2 separate regions of the Homo sapiens genome follow, and region 1 is linked to region 2. A link is an interaction called in ENCODE POLR2A ChIA-PET data of the cell type or tissue named here. Cell type or tissue: GM12878. All regions are shown on one strand. Region 1 overlaps TBC1D14 (TBC1 domain family member 14). Region 2 overlaps KIAA0232.

The links. Peaks named below come from ENCODE experiments on the same cell type or tissue, not always from the same donor. Only the 100,000 strongest peaks of a DNase experiment are listed, where the experiment ranks them.
Region 1: POLR2A ChIA-PET joins it to region 2 with 7 read pairs; 3 of 35 experiments call an interaction of 5 or more read pairs at or near these places.

Annotation. Positions count from the first base shown.
Region 1 is chr4:6,941,391-6,943,890 of GRCh38, reverse strand. All of the region lies in intron 2 of TBC1D14 (TBC1 domain family member 14), which reads right to left. Among named protein-coding and RNA genes, the nearest start is that of TBC1D14, 33 kb to the right of the region's middle. RefSeq lists enhancers at 1-147, 148-973, 1,518-1,587. In GM12878, no CTCF peak of the experiment used is centred here; a DNase peak (open chromatin) is centred at 1,410; H3K4me3 peaks cover 1,060 bases; H3K27ac peaks cover 1,589 bases.
Region 2 is chr4:6,857,706-6,860,205 of GRCh38, reverse strand. It overlaps KIAA0232, which reads right to left. Exons shown (of 10, transcript NM_014743.3): 6 at 1,700-1,781. Among named protein-coding and RNA genes, the nearest start is that of TBC1D14, 51 kb to the left of the region's middle. In GM12878, no CTCF peak of the experiment used is centred here; no DNase peak of the experiment used is centred here.

The DNA of each region.
Region 1 (2,500 bases), 84 kb before region 2:
AAAAGAAACATATTTAGATTTAAAAGTTAAGTGTGCCAGATCCCTTTATTACTTTTTTTAGATTCACATTCACTCAAGGTTATCTGCTGACCACCTGCACCGGCTCGGAAAACCACAGGAGGACGGTGTGGCCCCAGCTCTCCAGAAGCTCAAGGTTCCAGGAGGGGGCGGGGAGTGGGCTAGTGTGGTCTCAAAGAAGTCCAGGGACTGTGGGGTCCACATTAGAGGTCTGGGAGAGGTTGGGGTGATCAAAGAAGGCTTCCTAGAGGAGGTGTCACTTAAGCTGAATCCTAAGGGACAAACAAGAATTTGCCCGGGAGAGGCAGCAGAACAGGCAAGGTGCAGAGGCAGGGCGTCACTGGCTCTGAGCACTGGCACCACTGGTGGCCAGAGATGCAGGCAGCAGCCAGATCCTGCACGCCCCGTAGGCCACACCAACTGGTCTGGACTTCATCCTCCAGGTGGTGGGAACTATCACTTGGGCAAGAGAATGAGAGGGGTATTCAACTAATCGGTTTCAGGCATTTAATTCTCAAGAAGAAGGGAGAGGGGCAGAGGGAGGAAGGAAAAGACATCACAGCCGAGGCTCCCAGTTATTCACCAAACCCATTTCCTCGTTGTCCTGGGCGCAGTCCTCTTTCCTGGCTTCCCTCACAGGTAGGGGCAGCATTCCAGCCAATTAACTCTGAGTGGAGTTGTGTGTGCCGCTTCAGGCACGGCTGGCTCTCAGAACTCCCACACTGGTCCCTACACACGCTCTCCCCTGCTTTGGTGTAATACCGAACAACCCAGCAAGCTTCTGCTGAAAACGATGGGGCCACAGGACGGAAGGAACCTAGGGGAGCATGGCCTGGAAATCAACCTCCGTTGTGTTTGAAGCTTTATGTATATTTCAAGTTTGTTACAGCAGCGAACATTCATCCACCTAACTAGATATTAATGTATTTGTCCCAGGAATTTTGCCTGCCACTCAATTTCTTCTGCTTTAAAAATAACTGCTCTCAAACGAACCTCTAAAAGGGATAAAATCTATCCCAGGCAAAAAACTTACAGTGAATGAACAGCCAGGTATTAGGGTAAGGGTGACCCAGGAGATATGGTTCCTCATCCCACCCACTGGCCCCTCACCTTCCTTCTTCCTCGTGCCTGGTTCTGCAGGATGTGGGGGCGGGGAAGGCAGAGCCCACTCCTTTTGACCCGCCTTCCCCGCCTCACTCCTCCCACCACAGAAAATGTGTTTAACACCCAGATCTGAAACCTAAAAGGAGGTCAGAGCTTAAAGCTAACCTCTAACTTTCAAACGCCTATAAACATGTACCTGTAACACTTGGTACCCAGAGCCTGGGTTGTAAAAGCCTCTTGCTAGAGGCAAGGGGGAATGAACAGGAAAACTGGACTGAAACTGGACTGCTGTGGGGCCCAAAAGGGCTATTCTGCAACTCTAGATGACTCACCATTCTTCCATATACAGAATCTTACAGGATTCTTGAGATAAACCACAGCTATTCACAACAAAGAATCAGCAAAACTGGAGTTGAAACAGCTCGCAGTTACAAACCCAGCTCGCTCAACATAAACAGGAACTGATTTGATGTGGCAATCTAGTAAGATGTGTGCACATGAAAAATACAGAAGGCATGAAATAATTCAGTGTTACTTGTACTGAATATTCTAAAAATAAAAAAGATGTGTAAATATTTTAAATAATCTCCTATTTAAGATAGGAAATAGGAGGAAACCGTTTTAATTACTGCATTATTCTATGATATTTTCCACTAACATCTGAAAAGCAGAACAGATTCTATCCCTATCTGGGCAAAGGGAAGTTAATTTATGAGTAGCAAGTGGCTGATGGCTGAAGAACTGCTTTGCAGGAATGGGCTTGCCCATGGGTTTCTCAAAGCCCGTGTATTCCTGTGGTCCCACACCAGTTCTCCTGCATTTCATACTGAATCGCCACCTCCCAGGCTGAACCTAACCTCACCTAGGGCAGAAGGAAGGTGGGCTGGCAAAGGACCTAAACACACACCTGGAGCCTCCAGGAAGATGGGCGTACTGTTTCCTGAGGCTGCCTGCAAGCCTGAGGAAGTTCCATGAACACAGGAGGTCTGACGTATCTGGAGCAAATTCATTCTCCTTTTACCCCATCCCACAAAACAACCTTGCCCTCTGTGCATTTTCTAAGGACATCAACACCTTCCAGAAACCAGGGCAGAAACACTGCCTTGTCTGTGGGACAAGTCACAGGAACAGATGTGCAAGCTGAGGAAGGTCTTTTTTGGTTCAGTTCACGCCATTCCTGAATGTTACTGACACTCCACAGCTTCACAGCAAGTGTCTGCCTTCCCCACAGGAAGACGATGTCAGGAGCAACATAAAGTGGTAAGAACTTAAAGAGCTGCTTTTGGCCGGGCGCAGTGGCTCATGCCAGGAATCCCAGCACTTTGGGTGGCCAAGACGGCAAATCACCTGAGCTCCGGAGTTTGAGACCAGCCTGGCT
Region 2 (2,500 bases):
GTTGGAACAGCAGCTTCTTACGTAACTGCTAGCATACTGCCTGGCATTGAAGCAGGCCCTCAGAAAGGGTAGGAATGATCACATTCAAGTATTCAGAAAGAGGATGTCGGTGAGGCCTACAACAATTAAAGTGGGCCACAACTGAGCCTTGAAATTCCAGATTTATTCCACAAGTTTAGTGAGTACTACCTGTGAGGCCTGAGAGCCTGTGTGAGGACACCAAGACACACATGTTATGCTCACAGAATGGAAAACTAACTAGAGCTGTGATCACCAGAAATGCAGCGTAGAAAAAGCCAGGGAGGCTGGTTTCAGGGGGCTTGAAAATGAGAAAGTATTTTTGATTTGCTAGGAAACTGGGGGCCACTGAAGATTTCAGAGCAGAACAGATTGCAAAGGGCAGAATTTAAAGTCACATTGGCTACTGGGGACTGTTGTTTCAGAGGCAATGCTCAAGGTCACACATGAAGTGGTAAAAGGCCATGTTTTCAAAGGGCCTGAACTTGATTCTCTTTCTCAGTCTATGTCAGAGTTGACCAACAGAAATATATTTTGAGCTTCATATGTAATTTTAAGTGTTCTAGTAGGCACATTAAAAACATAAGAAATAGGTGAAATGCACTCCAGTAATATATTTAACTAAACTCCTGATATTATCATTTCAACATGTAATCAATACTTTAAAATGTTTAATACTTTACTTTTTTTTATATATAGTCTTTGAAATCCAATGAGAATTGTCCACTGACAGCACATCACGGTTTGAACCAGCCCCATTTCAAGTGCTCAGTAGTCACACATGGCTTACAGCTTCTGTGCTGGATAATACAGGTCTATACAAACCAAGGAAATGCTATTTTTTTCTTAGGTTTCAGAGGTTCGAAAGATTAAAATAAAATGTATAATAGGGAAGTCTGTTTATAATGCAGATTATTTTAAGACTATTTACGAACAAAAAAATAAAAGTATCTTTAGGAAGCAGGTTTGGCAGGTCAAGGATTGCCTATGTTCCCTCTGCAGTAAACAGTGGGAACTCAGTGTTCTTGCTTGTGAACATGGATAATCATTTCTTTTCTTTCTTGTTTTTTTTTTTTTTTTTTTTTTTAATAAGACAGAGTCTCGCTCTGTCGTCCAGGCTGGAGTGCAATGGCACAGTCTCAGCTCACTGCAACCTCTGCCTCCCGGGTTCCAGAAATTCTCCTGCCTCGGTCTCCTGAGTAGCTGGGATTACAGGCATGTACCACCATGCTCAACTAATATTTGAGACTGGGTTTCACCATGTTGACCAGGCTGGTCTCAAACTCCTGACCTCAGGTGATCCACCTGCCTTGGCTTCCCAAAGTGCTGGGATTACTGACATGAGCCACTGTGCCCGGCTGATAATCCTAATTTCTCACAGCTGTCTCAAAGGGCTGTTGTGAATATTAAAGGTAATAGTACATACATAGACTTAGCAAATAATAACCTTCTATGTTTCACTCATTTGTTCCACAAATATTGAATATGAACACCAAGGACAGAACCATCTTGTTTCACCTTTGAATTCTCAGTGTCAAGCATATAAGCGCTCGATAAATGTTTCTTACATTATATATAATGAAACTAAACAAGATGACAAACAGAAAACGGAAACCATGTAGCAGTTATTCATCTGATTTTAACAAATGCACACTTTATTACCGAATACAATCTTACATACATTTCCACTTGATCCTTTGCTGGAGGGGATAATTCTGCCTCTGGAGAGGGAGACCCCTCTAACTTTTTGTGAATCTTCTCTTCTGTTATGAAACAAAAATTAAGAAAGATTTGTCTTATATCTAGTTAATAAATGCTAATGTATTTCAAAGTTTCTCAACTAATTTTAACAAGAAATAGAGACTTTGGTGCTTAAAAGGCAAACTCAATACCGATCTTTTTAATAAAAATCTATTTTTTCAGTGTGCCAGAGGGAATTCTCCGATTAAACCACATTAGCATTAGGCCAAGAGGTGAGAGTTGTTCATCTCGTCACTGATACAGTGCTCTAGAGGCACTTAATTAAGAGACTGAAGTCCCCTGTGTACTTATTAATTAGACCAGAAGGACAGAACATCTGTTTAGATTCCAAAACTATTTTCTCACAAAATTCTACACTCATAGACTTTACATTGACTCATCTTGACCAAAACTAATCTGTAAAGAATATTCTTTATTACAATTTGCTCTATTACTTAACATGTAGGTGAGCAAGGGCTATTTCAACTGAAACAGGAAAAAGGGCTATCCCTTAGTTTAGCCTAGGATACTGCCTTAGGTTACAAATCAACTGTGCCCTTAAGAGGCAGGCTCAAGGCTTGGTGGGCAGCAAAATGACCATAAAGAGGGCAAGGAAACAAGGATCCTCACCCTTAATATGAAGGTCTCGTTCTTAGGGATTGCAAACAAGTTAGAAAAAGTATGAGGAGGATTCATATATCGAAATAACTAAATAAGCTTGCCAAGTCTGTGTTTTCAAAAA